2 separate regions of the Homo sapiens genome follow, and region 2 is linked to region 1. The links are chromatin loops, found by intact Hi-C in ENCODE. Cell type or tissue: IMR-90. All regions are shown on one strand.

Evidence for each region. Peaks named below come from ENCODE experiments on the same cell type or tissue, not always from the same donor. Only the 100,000 strongest peaks of a DNase experiment are listed, where the experiment ranks them.
Region 2: a loop joins it to region 1, with 6 times the contacts of the local background. A loop is called at or near these places in 3 of 110 quality-filtered maps.

What each region holds. Positions count from the first base shown.
Region 1 is chr1:183,112,687-183,120,686 of GRCh38, forward strand. LAMC1 (laminin subunit gamma 1) reads left to right here. Exons shown (of 28, transcript NM_002293.4): 5 at 1,845-2,033; 6 at 2,834-2,951; 7 at 3,891-3,989; 8 at 4,081-4,217; 9 at 4,634-4,756; 10 at 4,848-5,037; 11 at 5,348-5,460. Among named protein-coding and RNA genes, the nearest start is that of LAMC1-AS1, 25 kb to the right of the region's middle. In IMR-90, no CTCF peak of the experiment used is centred here; no DNase peak of the experiment used is centred here.
Region 2 is chr1:182,857,555-182,865,554 of GRCh38, forward strand. DHX9 (DExH-box helicase 9) reads left to right here. Exons shown (of 28, transcript NM_001357.5): 8 at 550-686; 9 at 997-1,086; 10 at 1,179-1,340; 11 at 1,486-1,563; 12 at 2,439-2,630. Among named protein-coding and RNA genes, the nearest start is that of DHX9-AS1, 22 kb to the left of the region's middle. In IMR-90, no CTCF peak of the experiment used is centred here; a DNase peak (open chromatin) is centred at 4,667.

The DNA.
Region 1 (8,000 bases):
TCTTCAGGTGGGTTGGGCTTGGTGGATTGAGGGATAAGCTAGGGCGTCTTGAGGGAAGAGAAATAGCTAATGAAGGAAGGAAAAGGGCACTTTAAAACTAACTTAACAAAACTCTAATTTTTGGTGGCAATAACTCAAGTTTCTAAAAAAGTTTTCAGTTGTAATACTGTACTATGAAATAACTGATCATAAGAAAGAGAGAAAAAGAACAAAAGGGGCTGAGTATGGTGGCTCACACTTGCAGTCCCAGCACTTGGGAGGCCAAGGTGGGAGACTCATTTGGGACCAACCTGGGCAATATAGTGAAACCCTGTCTCTGCAAAAATAAAAAATAAAATAATTAGCAAGGCATGGTGGCATGTGCCTGTACTCCCAGCTACGTGGCAGGATGAGGCAGAAGGATCACTTGAGCCTGGGAGTTTGAGACCAGTCTGAGCAACAGAGCAAGACCTTGTCTCTGCAAAAAATTTTTTAAAAATTAGCTGAGTATAGTGGCACACACCTGTAGTCCCAGCTACTTGGGAGGCTAAGGCAGGAGGAGGATCACGTGAGCTCAGGAATTTGAGGCTGCAATGAGTTATGGTGACACCACTGCACTCCAGAGTGAGACCCTGTCTCCAAAAAACAAACAAATCAAAATGTGTTCATGATTTTGGTTAGAAGAAGTCTGCATTAAAAAAGAAAAATATATTCCAAAAAAGATGTATTCGAATATTTTTTTTAAACAACATCCTGTTCGATTTGAAACCAAATAAAACTTCTTTTTATTTACTCTTCAAGATACTGTCTACATTTTGGGAAGAATCAATAACTCAGAAAAAAATCTTTTTATTATAAATATAGTAAGGAATTTTTGTGACTACAGATACTTGGTCTTGAAATATGGTTGTGCCCTGCAGGGAATATAGCTACTTAACAGATCACCCATTTGGAGTTGAGGCTTCCCTGTACATGGATGTTTCTGGAGGATCTAGATTTCTTTTTAATTCTGCTTTCATCTGTCGTGGCACTAATTTTGACCCATATGTCTCAAGTTACCCCAGTCTAGATATATAAATAATCTGGCACTTTGGAAGTTAGTGTCTTAATGTATTTGACTCATCTGAGGCCTAAAAAGTTAAGGTAAATTGAAGCCTGCATATAAAATGGCACTTTGTTTTTGGAGTTGATACTAGAATAAAGGCTAAAGATTCAGGAGAATTATAATTTGACTTGACTTTTACTTGTATATGAACAATTACCTGGAGGCAGATTATTTTCTAAGTACGAGAATTCCTTGTATCTTACGATGGTGCTGTTTTTTAGAGGGAGGAACATTTCTTTATCATCTGGCTGTATATACCCTTTATTGACATCCTGTTGGGTTTTGTTGGTGGTGGTTTTTTGTTTGTTTGTTTTTGAGACAGAGTTTTAGCTCTTGTCGCCCAGGCTGGTGCCCAGTGGCGTGATCTCAGCTCACTGCAACCTCCGCCTCTCAGGCTCAAGCGATTCTCTTGCCTCAGCCTACCAAGTGGCTGGGATTACAGGCATCTGCTACCACACCCGGCTAATTTTTTGTATTTTTAGTAGAGATGGGGTTTCACCGTGTTGGCCAGGCTGGTCTCAAACTCATGACCTCAGGTGATCTGCCTGCCTCAGCCTTCCAAAGTGCTGGGATTATAGGCATGAGCCACTGCACCTGACCTTCTTGTTGTTGTTAATGAACAGTGCATCTGGTAATCATTCTTAGTCTACCACCATCTGTCTGTCTCAGAGATGTGGGAAATTATGTTTGGTTTTAAGTCTTAAAATGCTCTTCTTAAAGGTACCCAGATCTGATGTAACTCGTGTGTTTTGACTGACAGCCTGTGATTGCAATGGTCGATCCCAGGAATGCTACTTCGACCCTGAACTCTATCGTTCCACTGGCCATGGGGGCCACTGTACCAACTGCCAGGATAACACAGATGGCGCCCACTGTGAGAGGTGCCGAGAGAACTTCTTCCGCCTTGGCAACAATGAAGCCTGCTCTTCATGCCACTGTAGTCCTGTGGGTAAGTGACAGGAAGATGGATTGAAAGACAAAATGATAGTTCCGTGGACCCCCGGAAAGGAAAGCTTTGTTTCCAAGGCATTTGGACAACTAAATGTGGAGATGTATACATTATTGTAACACAGAAATCAGTCAAGATCTGTCTCTACCCCATGCCTCCACCTTTTTTAACCAAGTTGAACTTTCAGATGAGTTTCTGGTGTGTAAGAGGGGGGTGGTGGCCTGAGTAATGGTTCTGCAAATAATTAGCAGCAGGATCATAGAGACAATTTGAACTTTGACTGTAAAAGGTTAACTGCTTTGTGAGTTCTTCCTTGTTGATGATTTTGTTTAGTCTAATCTCCTTAGAGTGCTGAAATATTCTTAGCATGTTTGCGTGTGTACAGAGATGCACAGCATTCTTAGTCTAGCCCATTCTTCAAGAGTTTAACCTTTATATTTGTCATTTAGGCCTATATATACTTAAATTCTAGACATGGGCCTTAAGGGGCTGTGATCACCCACAGAGAAGTAACTGATCTTGTGTGCAGTGTTTCATTGGGTACAAAGTGATTTTCAACATTGATGAGTAAATTCATCTTAGCATGTGTCTAGAAACTTAAAATGCCATGACTTAAAGGGTCATGATTTTGAGAAAGTTCTGATTTAAAATTTGGTTTTTATTACCTTTGTGACCATCAGGAGATTGCATACTGGTTCTCAGGCATTGCTTTTAATTACCAGTTATCTTTCTTTAACACATTGATTTTACTTACGTATCTGGCCGAATTTTTGTTTGACAATAGGCATTTTACATTTTAGGCTCTCTAAGCACACAGTGTGATAGTTACGGCAGATGCAGCTGTAAGCCAGGAGTGATGGGGGACAAATGTGACCGTTGCCAGCCTGGATTCCATTCTCTCACTGAAGCAGGATGCAGGTAAAATATTTTCAAAGCCAGAAGAAGGGGGCAGAATCTATATATAGTCAACACATATTAATAGATCTTATGGCTTATTGGCAGCAGGGTAAACATTTTTCCTGTAATAATTGTCAACAAGACTGAGGACTAGCTGTAATGGTGAGCCACAAGGGGTTTGGCTTGTACAGAGAGTAAGCAGAGTTTTAATGGGATGACTATCTTAAACTGAAACCAAATATAAAAATGACTTTAGGCTCACACCTGTAATCCCAACACTTTGGGAGGCCAAGGTGGCTGGATCACGAGGTCAGGAGATCAAGACCATGGTGAAACCCCGTCTATACTAAAAATACAAAAAAAATTAGCCAGGCGTGGTGGCGGGCAGCAGTAGTCCCAGCTACTCGGGAGGCTGAGGCAGGAGAATGGCGTGAACCTGGGAGGTGGAGCTTGCAGTGAGCCGAGATCGCGCCACTGCACTCCAGCGTGGGTGACAGAGCGAGACTCTGTCTCAAAAAAAAAAAAAATGACTTTAGGGTCCATTTTGTTCTATGTGTATTTCTTTTAAAAAAGTCTGTTGGCTGGGCGCCTGTGGCTCACGCCTGTAATCCCAGCACTTTGGGAAGCCGAGGCAGGCGGATCACAAGGTCAAGAGATCAAGACCATCCTGGCCAACATTTTGAAACCCTGTCTCTACTAAAAATACAAAAATTAGCTGGGTGTGGTGGCGTGCGCCTGTAGTCCCAGCTACTCAGGAGGCTGAGGCAGGAGAATCTCTTGAACCCTGGAGGCGGAGGTTGCAGTGAGCTGAGATGGCGCCACTGCACTCCATCCTGGGCGACAGTGTGAGACTCTGTCTCAAAAAAAAAAAAATCTGTTAACATGTAAAACAAAGGGCTGACTTGAAGAGTGGAAGTTTTCTCCCTTCTCTGATTGTTTTATCCATTTTTCATTGAATAGGCCATGCTCTTGTGATCCCTCTGGCAGCATAGATGAATGTAATATTGAAACAGGAAGATGTGTTTGCAAAGACAATGTCGAAGGCTTCAATTGTGAAAGGTAGTGCATTCTTTCTCTAGCTGCATTGTGTTTTCTGTTACCATATTTCAAGTAAAAAAAAAGTAACTGATTGTGTCTTAATCTTTTTCAGATGCAAACCTGGATTTTTTAATCTGGAATCATCTAATCCTCGGGGTTGCACACCCTGCTTCTGCTTTGGGCATTCTTCTGTCTGTACAAACGCTGTTGGCTACAGTGTTTATTCTATCTCCTCTACCTTTCAGATTGGTAATTTAGACCTCATCCCCCAACCTGTTAGAACTGTGAGATTACACTTAAAATATTTTTAAAAATAAAATCAGTGACTCTTTGAGGGCTTTTTGATGGTTGGCAACACTTTGTATTATTTAGCATGCATAGTTTTTGTAGTTTGGCCTTTTAATTTAATGAAAATGTACTTTTGGCTTTAGAATTTATCTCAATGAATGGTGATTACAAATGTTATATAAATAGTAATAAAGTAAAATATAGTTTGAGTGGTATAGCATATATTGGTACTGTTGTAGGATCCATTTATTCAAAAAGGTTTATTGATGCCTTTCTGTATACAAGGTGTGGTCTTACACATTTTTATGATACATAGAGGACCTGAATTCAGGATGTTTACAGTGTAAAGTGCTTGTGTTTTCCTTCTCTACCTGCAGATGAGGATGGGTGGCGTGCGGAACAGAGAGATGGCTCTGAAGCATCTCTCGAGTGGTCCTCTGAGAGGCAAGATATCGCCGTGATCTCAGACAGCTACTTTCCTCGGTACTTCATTGCTCCTGGTAAGTAAGGCTAGAAAGCAGTCTGACCTGCTGTGTGCCTCTGTTTAGTCTCAGTCTCACATTCTTGCCCACCATTGTGTCTGTATTCCAGCAAAGTTCTTGGGCAAGCAGGTGTTGAGTTATGGTCAGAACCTCTCCTTCTCCTTTCGAGTGGACAGGCGAGATACTCGCCTCTCTGCAGAAGACCTTGTGCTTGAGGGAGCTGGCTTAAGAGTATCTGTACCCTTGATCGCTCAGGGCAATTCCTATCCAAGTGAGACCACTGTGAAGTATGTCTTCAGGTAAGATAGCCTTCTTTGTAAAGTGAGACTTGACGAACATTGTGAAAGTGGTGTCTTTATTTAAGTTTAACTGGCCTCTAGATGTATTTTAAAGAAAAACTTCTGGGTTATTGTGGTGATTTTGTAAAAGGGAGCCTTCCTTTCTTTACCTTTATCTTTTCCAATTGTACTACCAAACCAATAGTCTTATTTTTTATTTGATTTGATTGTTAGAGCATTGCATTGTTGGGGCATAAATGAATAAGAAATATTTCCCCAACATCCAGAATTGTCCTTACAGAGGTTAATGTGGCCCTTTCTTTCTCTCCAGGCTCCATGAAGCAACAGATTACCCTTGGAGGCCTGCTCTTACCCCTTTTGAATTTCAGAAGCTCCTAAACAACTTGACCTCTATCAAGATACGTGGGACATACAGTGAGAGAAGTAAGTTATGATATAATTTAGGAGAGTTGTTTAAAAAGATGATTGGTTAGAAAGATTCATGATAATGCAAAAGTTTCTCTTTCCTAATAATATAACACTGAGAAGTGTATAACAACTCACATTATACATGAATTATATATAAAGACAATGCATTTTTTAACGGCTTTCAAGGACCTGGAAAAAATTTGGTAAAATTAGTAAATAGTATTATTTACTAATTGATTACTCAATTGATCAGTAGGTCAATTGAGGTTACATTGTATATAAATAGATTTTCTAAAAAACCTAATTATAGGCTAGGCGCAGTTGCTTACACCTGTAATCCTAGCACTTTGGGAGGCTGAGGCGAGCAGATCACTTGAGGCCAGGAGTTTGAGACCAGCCTGGCCAACATGGTGGAACCCCGTCTCTATTAAAAATACAAAAATTAGCCAGGTGGGGTGGCAAAAGCCTGTAATCCCAGCTACTTGGGTGGCTGAGGGATGAGATTCGCTTAAACCCGGGAGGCAGTGGTTGCAGTGAGCTGAGCTCATGCCACTGCATTCCAGCCTGGGCGACAGAATGAGAATCTGTCTCAGAAAAAAAAAAAAAATCTGATTATAATTCTACTGGCTCAAGTTGCCTCATCTTCATTTCTTTTTATTTACTGTTGTGTAATTATAATTTATAATTTGAGCCATTGGTTAAATTATTAAAAGTCATAAATTATTGAATGATTTTGTTATAATTTTTGGTGAACAAGAGTTTAAGACTTAAAAATTTTTTTTTTTGAGACGGAGTCTTGCTCTGTCACCCAGGCTGTGGTGCAATAGCATGATCTTGGCTCACTGCAACCTCCGCCTCCTGGTTCAAGCGATTCTCCTGCTCAGCCTCCCAAGTAGCTGGGATTACCGGCACGCCCCACCACACCCAGCTAATTTTTGTATTTTTAGTAGAGATGGGGTTTTACCATATTGGCCAGGCTGATCTCAAACTCCTGACCTCAGGTGATCCCCCTGCCTCGGCCTCCCAAAGTGCTGGGATTACAGGCATGAGCCCCTGCACCCGGTCAAAATTTTTTTTCTTAAAAAAAAGTTTTAAACAAGGACCTTTTTCTCTAGCAAGGTACAGCTGTTTGGGGAGGTGGAGTTAGTGATGATGTGGTATTGGGAGAGGCATCTGCAGCTTAGATGTGTTGATTTTTGAAATGCCTGCATGAATATCCAGATAAAAATGGCTTATAAGTAGTTAGAAATATGAATCTGGGGCTTAGGAAGAGATTAGGACTAGCGATCCAGATTTAGAAGGTTGTCAACATATGGGCAATAATTTTTAAACTTGGAAATATGACAGAAAATATAGATGGAAAAGAAGGATGGAATCCTGGAAACAGTTAAGTCCATGCTCTAAGACCCAAGGGCAACATGGCGAAACCACATCTCTACTAAAAAGTACAAAAATTAGCACAGTATGGTGGTGCATGCCTGTAGTCCCAGCTTCTCTGGAGGCTGAGGTGAGAGGATCACGTGCACTCAGGAGGTCAAGGCTGCAGTGAGTGGTAATTGTGCCACTCCACTCCAGCCTGGACAATGAGTGTGACCCTGTCTGAAAAAAAAGTAAAATAAATAAATAAGAGCCAAGGGAGAAAAAGAATTTTAAGAAAGAGAAACAATTAACAAGTTTAGGAAGCTAGCATCGTTGGGTTTTGGATTGGTGATTCCTTAATCACTGCTGAGTTTTTGTTTTTAAGAAGTGTTAAAACTGTCCAGGCGTGGTAACTCATGCCTGTAATTCCAGTACTTTGGGAGGCTGAGGCAGGAGGATTGCTTGAGGCTAGGTGTTCAAGAGCAGCCTGGGCAACATAGCAAGATTCTGTCTCTATAAATCAAAAAAATTAGCTGGGCATGGTGGCACACACCTGTGGTCCTAGCTACCTCGGAGGCTGAGGGCAGGAGGATGCATGAACCCAAGAGGTCAAGCTCGCAGTGAGCTGTGATCATGCCGTTGCACACCAGCCTGAGTTTACAGAGTGGATCTATCTCAAAAAAAAAAAAAAAAAAAAAAAGGTGGCGGGGTGGTGTTGAAACTGAAAGATCACAGTGCTTTAAGAAGTAATTTGAAGTTGAGTAAGTAAAATAAAGAATGTTCAGTTAAGAAGTTTGGCTATAAGGAAAAGACATGGACTATAATTTGGGAGTAGGAACAAGATTGAAGAAAGTATTTTTAGAATGGGGAGACTTAAGGATGTTTAGAATTGGAAGCACAGTAACCAATAAAGCCATATCTCATGACCTAACTAGGCAAGATAAACCTGTAAACATACTAAAAGTAGTACATTTAGGGTAGTAATGGAGGTGTCCTTCAGCCTTAGGTGGTTAATTTTCAAATGAATTTTATAAACAGCAAGTGCTATTTCATAACATGAAAAATACGCTTTAAGCATAAGACTGCAAAACACTAGAGTGGAATGGAGATTACAGGGAAATATGATGATGTTACTGAGGCCTATACCTCTCTGATAAAATGTTCCTGTTGATGCTTGTATCAGGGGCACCACTGGA
Region 2 (8,000 bases), 260 kb before region 1:
AAACGTAAAGCCATTCCCAGTCCTATGGTTTATCAAACTCTGTTGTCAGTGACTGCTTTCACACATTAAAGGCAGAGTTGAGTAGTTGTGACAAGATACTATATGGCCTGCAAAGCCTAAAATATTTATTAATTGACCGTTTATAGAAAAAGTTTCCCAAATCCTGGTCTAGGTAACCACTCTGGACCCAATTACTTTTACTGGTTTATTTTTTACTCTTTGTCTTTTCAAACTATGTTTTCTTCCCCATTTTAATGTCTGATATTAACAGTGACAACTTTGTTGAAATAGGTTATTTGCTTTCATAATATTGATTTGTATGAGTCCTAGTATCAGCCAGTAATCAAAACTGTTGGTTATTTAGTTGATAAGCTGTTTGGCAATTTCTTTTGTTTAGCAGATATTAATAGAATAAAAAGGAACTAGAAGCCATGGCATACCCTGTATTTTAGGGCTTCTTGTGTACGTAAGCCCATAGTTTCTTGTGATAAGATGTTTCTTTACTCAGATGATTTCTTTCTGTCTGATAATCCTGACCTTACATTATAGGGATTTTTGCACGAGAACATGGATCAAATAAGAAATTGGCAGCACAGTCCTGTGCCCTGTCACTTGTCAGACAACTGTACCATCTTGGAGTGGTTGAAGCTTACTCCGGACTTACAAAGAAGAAGGAAGGAGAGACAGTGAGTCTTTAGATTTAATAGACTTGTGAGATAGTGTGAGATTCAATTTAGCTCTTGTTTAGTGTTTGGCTGAAGAAGTTTAATTTTAAGAATCTTACCTCAGGAAATGAAAATGGCCCTGCTAATCATCTCTGTGTCTGGCATGATGTTCATAATAGGCAGTGAGTAAATAATCATTGAAGTAATTCTCTCACAAAAGGGAACTGACTATTGGTTTAGGAATATTGTAGACCTAGTGTTGACTGTATAGTCTTAGCCCCATTATAGTAGATTTGAGTAGTGTTGTTAATGTGTGATCCTTTTTCCATAGGTGGAGCCTTACAAAGTAAACCTCTCTCAAGATTTAGAGCATCAGCTGCAAAACATCATTCAAGAGCTAAATCTTGAGATTTTGCCCCCGGTAAGCATAAAGCTGTTTAGTTCACATTTACGTAGAACTCTCCGTAGACAAGCAAATCATATTTTTTGTTTGTTTTTCTTATTTTTTAATAGCCTGAAGATCCTTCTGTGCCAGTTGCACTCAACATTGGCAAATTGGCTCAGTTCGAACCATCTCAGCGACAAAACCAAGTGGGTGTGGTTCCTTGGTCACCTCCACAATCCAACTGGAATCCTTGGACTAGTAGCAACATTGATGAGGGGCCTCTGGCTTTTGTGAGTGCAATATTGTTTTTGAGATCAGAGTCTTGTGTTTTACTCTTGAGACTATATTTGATTAGTATGTCTAGGTAAAAAATGGATTTATTTTGAAGCTGAATTATGTGCTTTTGTTTGACTATGTTGGCTTTTTGTTTTACAGGCTACTCCAGAGCAAATAAGCATGGACCTCAAGAATGAATTGATGTACCAGTTGGAACAGGATCATGATTTGCAAGCAGTAAGTCTGAATTATTTAGACAAGTAGTGCTCAGAGCTTCAGAATGTTCTAGGTATGGGTAAAAAGTCAATGAGCAGTACATTTTGCCCTTTTAAGGAGGGCATATCAAAAGATATGTACCAAACTGCTAATCCTAGTTACCCCTGAAGTTAGTTGCTATGAGTTGAGGGCCTGTGAGAGAATTTCACTTCTTAATGTAATTTAATAAAAGTGGAGAGATTTAAGGCAGTGACTCCTTTTGTTGTTGGTTTTTTTGTTTGTTTTAGTGTTTTCCAAATAAAAAATTAAAATGTTAAAAAGAATGCGTGTGCGACTTTCAGGGACAATGAGAATTTAGTTTTTGGACAACATCAAAAGATACATTCTTCAGAAGTGTAGTGAAAAGAAGTAGTTCTATTAGAGATATAAATATACACATTCTTTTTTGAAAAAAACATTTTCATCACTAAGCCAATGGAAATGAGTAAGTTTTTATAGAGATGGAAGTTTGGTTTTTTTGTTTGTTTTTTTCTTGAGACAAAGTCTCGCTTAGTTGCCCAGGCTGGAGTACAGTGGCTCAGTCTCGGCTCACTGCACCCTCCGCCTCCTTGGTTCAAGCAATTCTCCTGCCTCAGCGTCCCAAGTAGGTGGGATTACAGGCACACCCCACCACACCTGGCTAATTTTTGTATTTTTAGTAGAGATGGGGTTTCACCATGTTGGCTAGGCTGGTCTCGAACTCCTCACCTCATGATCCTCAGCCTCCCAAAGTGCTGGGATTACAGGCGTGAGCCACCGCGCCCAGTCTATAGAGATGGAAGTTTTTTAAAGGATCAAGACAGTTGCTTCTAATGTGTTGGTAGACATTTGACTGAAGTGTGACTTTTCTAATGCAGATCTTGCAGGAGAGAGAGTTACTGCCTGTGAAGAAATTTGAAAGTGAGATTCTGGAAGCAATCAGCCAAAATTCAGTTGTCATTATTAGAGGGGCTACTGGATGTGGGAAAACCACACAGGTTCCCCAGTTCATTCTAGATGACTTTATCCAGAATGACCGAGCAGCAGAGTGTAACATCGTAGTAACTCAGGTAAGTGGTAAACCAACCATGAAATACCTAGAGAGCAGACTATTTCTGATTCTTTCTTTGATTAACTAATTTTTGTAATTATTTAAGATTGAGAGAGCATTGTGCCCTTGAAATTAAATTTAAAAAAAGAAAACATAAAAACAACGTAGTCTTTTTCTAATCTCTAGTATGCTACACTAATAAGCTAAACTGGACTATGTGAGGGATTCTTTTTATCTGGGCTAAAGAGTCTCTGGGCCTAGAATCAGACTGTCGAGATTAAGAATTCTTTGTCCTAAAGTTCATCCAAATCTTGGTCATCTCTATCTAACCACCTTGATATTGAGTAAAAACCAGTCAGACAGGTAATGGTTAACTTTCACTGTATGCCATGTTCTATTCTAAGCAGTAGCTTTTTAGAAAAAACTCAATCGAAGTTCATAATGACCCTAAGATGTAAGTACTATTTCACATAGTATTTCTCTTTCAGTAAATTAAGGCATAAAGAAGGTAAAATGCCCAAGGTTAACACAGAAAGTGGTAGAACTAGGATTAAAAAACCAAGCAATCCGCCTTTTAGGATTCTTCCTTTTAACTAACACTGTATTACCTTACCAGCAATGAGCAGCGCCTGCATGTTTGTCCCAGTACTTAGGGAAGAACTGATTAGCTCTTCTAAGTGCTCTCAGGTTAAACAGTTCCGTTGGCTCTACCCTGTACTTCTGGCACTTTGTGGGAGAGCATTGCAAATAGCCAGGTACTACCTCTGAGGTAGGCTTACATCTTGACTTAGAAATTATTTTTTCCCCGATGGGTTAATGTTGCTTAACCTGGGAAACATAATCAGTTTTCAGAGGAGAGTTACAAACTTTGAAATGTGTGCATGTTCATTTACATTTGCATGTATAAAGCATATATCTGAAACTTTTTAACATTTCTGAAATTGAGATACATTTTTATAATTAGTATATTTGTATAATTGTATAATTAGTATAATTGTATATTTTATGTGAGAATTGGGTTTTCTCCTGAAAAAAAAAATTGCTGTGAAGGAATCATGTTGCATCCTAAGGCTGATGATACCTTAGGCTTGAAAAAATATGATAAATTGACATTTTTCTGGGAAAGGATTCCTAGCTTGTTCACAAAATTTTCTTTGATTTTCCGACTCACCCCTAAAACTGGCTATGGATTTTTTGACTTACAGTGAAGGCTGCAGCCCCAGATGTCATCATACTCCAATAAAATATTCTTACTCTTAATTCTTACCTCATCTTTCAGGAAGAACATTGTTCAAGAGTGCAATTTTACAGAAGAGAAGCCTTGAGCTCAGCTCTGCTCTGCTCTTCTCTTCCCTTCCTCTCCCTTCTACCACTATCCATTTCTAATCTCAAAAGCAGTTGTGGCATATAGCAGAAAGAAGCAGAATTTAACAAGCGAGCTGTGAAGACAGGAGTCTCAAGTTGTCTGCATGTCATAAATAGAGTAAAAATTCCTGCCCAAGTGAGAAGTGCTTTGTCTCACTGTCTTTTAAAATGTTCAGTGGCATGGAAATGTATTAGCAAACCTGTGTCTTCTGATTTGGGGTGAATTACTTATAACTCATATTGCATCTACATTCTGTGGCTTGCATGTTTTTGTCCTAGCGTTTGTCCCAAAATCAGTCTCATACCTCTTACCTGTAACAAGTCTTCAAAATTTTAAAAACCTATATTGTGTCCTAGTATGTACTTAGTTTGAAAGTCTCAACTAAACATTTATAGTTCAGCCATGAAGGTACAGTAAGTCTAAGATTTAAACACACTCAAATTCATCAGCACCTACCTGTAATATGAAAAGTAGGCCTGAGCATGCTGATTGGTTATTACAGAATACAGTTTTTTATTATTTTTGTTTTTAATATACTGTACTTCTTTTGGCACAGTCTGAGATAGCATTAGTTATTTTTGTAGTACTACCACTGTTGAATCATTTTTCCATTATCTTGCACTTGTAGCCATCTATAGGAAACCACATGAAGTCATCAGTTAAGTATTAGAAAGTTTTTTTATGTTCCTGATTTTAAGTGTATTATCTCAGTTCACAGAGCACAAGTTTAGAGTTATGGACTGGCGTATAACAGAATGAGTAGCTCAAACCATGACATCAGCCTTAGTGTAAATTCTCAACCAAACTCACTGAATTTTATCCTTCGGTCTATCCATACTCAAGCCACTTAAAACCTGTGGGCTGTATGCAGAAAATTTTAAGTAGGAAATAGTTGTCTTCTACCTTTAAAGTTATTTGAAAGAGATGAATTGTAATTGTAGGATGTAAATCAAGCATATTAATGTAATTTTATCAATCCTGTACTTACCCCATAGTACCATCATTTCAGGATAAGAACGGTTCTTTGTATAAAATAAATTCAGAACCTTAGAAGATAGAGATAGTGGAGCCTGATACATTTTGTAGTATCTAGTGCATTAGGAATCTTGACATTTTGTGGCAGCTTAGTCATGTTACTGTGTATATAACGCTTAGATGTGAAAAAGCAAAGTTGGGACCTTTTAGAACTTCAGTTTTGAAAGATGGAAGAAATTGCTGTAGTTCTGAGTAAATGGCAAGAGGTGTACATTAAAGGTATGGATTCTAGAATACTACAAAATAACAGTTTGGGAGAGATCTCCAACCTCTTATGGTATAGAAAGTGTTAGTTACCCAGTACCTGGTACATAGTAATTTCAGTGACTGCTTAGTACATATTATTAGAGCTACTTCAGTTAAAGCAGACAGAAGTGTGGGGAAGAGGTTAGCACTTGAAATTACCTACTACTATGGCTGGACTCCAGGCAAGAGTAGTAAAATTCTAAAGAGAAAATGAGATAAGCAGATGTATGCAATGAAAATTAAAAGCACATATCTGGAGGACAGTTGGAACTATTCTTCCAGCTTTCTGTTGGAAAAATATTATCCTTTGCTTTCATCACTGGTACTTTCTAACTAGTCTCACTTTTGTCGGTTATTGTTTTATTTTTAACATATTTAGTAATCCAAGTGTAACATAGTTAAAATAATAAAAAGTAAAATAATTGGAGAAAGGATTATATTGGGAGTAAAGGAAATTTGAAGTCTTAAGTCATTTATGTGTCCTTAGGCAAAATAACCTTTTTGAACTTGTGTTTTTAATCTACTAGAATGCAGCAGGAAAAGATTTTACTAGTATTCTGAAGCATAAATAAGGCATATTTGCTGCCATGGTTTTTACTGTTATATTACACAAATACGATTTCTAGATGTCTCTGTGTTCTTGGTTCTTATTTATATTTGAGTAATATAGAATATGTATATATTCCTTATAATAGAAGTGGCCGTGCAGGTATAGATAGAACTTGTTTTACCTATGAGCCTTGCCTTGTATTTATTCACTGTGGCAGAATATATAAAATAATTATTGAAGCACAGAAGATCAAGGGAAAAGTGATAGATTATTTAAGGGATAAGTAGAGCATCTTCATACGCTGTACAGTGGCATGCAGTCTGAGAAAGGTTTAAATAGTCATTGATACGCTCACGTTAGGCATTGTTTTCCCACACAAAATGCCTGTCCTGTGAATATTTCTAGTGAGCTAAGAATTAAGAATTAGAAGATTTTTTTTTTTTACTGCTTTTGGTGTACTACAAGAGTAATACATACACCTTGGGGAAATTTTAAGAATAGAATAATTTTTTAAAAATCCAAAACCCAGGCCAGGCTTGGTGGCTCACGCCTGTAATTACAGCACTTTGAGAGTTCAAGACAGGTGGATTATTTGAGTGCAGGAGTTAAAGACCAGCCTGGGCAACATGGCGAAACTCCATCTCTACAAAAATTAATTAGGCGTGATGGCACCCCAGGGTAGTCCCAGGTACTTTGGAGGCTGAGGTGGGAGGATCGCTTGAACCTGAGAGGAATTTCTTGTTTCTTGAGAGACAGGGTCTTACTCTGTTGGGATTACAGGGACACACCATCATTGCTCACTGCAACCTCAAACTCCTGGGCTGAGCAACCCGCCAGCCTCAGACTCCTGAGTAGCTGGGACTAGAGGCCTCTATCACCTGACCTAACTGATGTTTATTTTTGTAGAGATGGTGTCTCACTGTGTTGCCCAGGCTGGTCTTGAACTCGTTGCCTCCAGCATTCCTCCTGCCTTGGCCTCCCAAAATGTTGGAATTCACTGGCTAGCTACCATACCGGGCTTAAAGATTTTTTCTGATATTTTGATATGTGTGCTGGGATGAACATACTTGTATACGCCTTTGATCAATTGGATTAAATTCCTAGACATAGAATTGTTGGGTCAGAGGGTATGCATATTTTAACTTTCGTGCATTTTGCCACACTCCCCTGAAGAAAAATGACAGATTTCTAGTCAAATCAACTAGGGATGAAAAACACTTGTATTTTAAATGTTTTTTGTTTAAGTCAAGGGCTATTGAGGAAACTGGAAGTTGGTAAATCAGAGAAGCATATAAAATATGGGAAAGAGATTGCGGGGTCATTTATTTCTTTGCTGTTGAAATAGTTGTCATGATATTAATGTTCTAGTCGTACTTAGAGAAATTCAGCAAAAAAGTGCTTCTGATCATGGTTTCTTAGCACCTCCTGTATTAGTATTTAAAACCTCTATCATGTCTTCCTTGGGATTTAAGACGTTTGTGTTTTATGGGTAGTTAAGAACTAAAATAGATAACTGCTTGAGAAACTGACCATCTCCTGCGCATATTCAGTTTAGGAGTGATCTGGAAACCACAAGGATCGTAGACTTGAAAATAACCCCAAGGTGACAAAGCAATCTCTGAGTACCAGTAGCATGTGAACACACCTCAGAAGAGTCAAATATCCTAATATTTTAAGTCTTTCTAGAAGCCAGCTGTTAGTAGAAGTGTTAGAAAAGAAAAAAAGAAAAACTATAGGGAAGACAGTAGTAGAAAAGGGGGACGATAGGTTGTAGAATACAAGCAACTTTTGGAAAGGACGCAGAAAACTTGGTGGTTACATTTTGTACCTTTAGTGAAATAACATTTTCACATTCCTTAACTCAAGTATGTAGAATTCTCTTGATGGACAGATACAGAGCTCATACTTTCATGTAACGCTATTTTTCAGGGTAACTGAGGTGCAGAGCACTGTGTCTGTATCTCATTTTATTCTCACTAATTAAATCTCTGGATGAAAGTGCGTGTATATATAATGTGTTGATATTTAAACAGCTGATCTGACTTACAGGAGTTGAACCTTCAGAACTTTGGTAATTTCTATGAAATACAGAGAAATTCAAGAAAATGGTGACATAGGTGGAAAAATCCTTATCCATTGCTAAATAAGATTATTAAAAGGATTGTTTAGTAAAAAGAAGATAGTGATCAGTA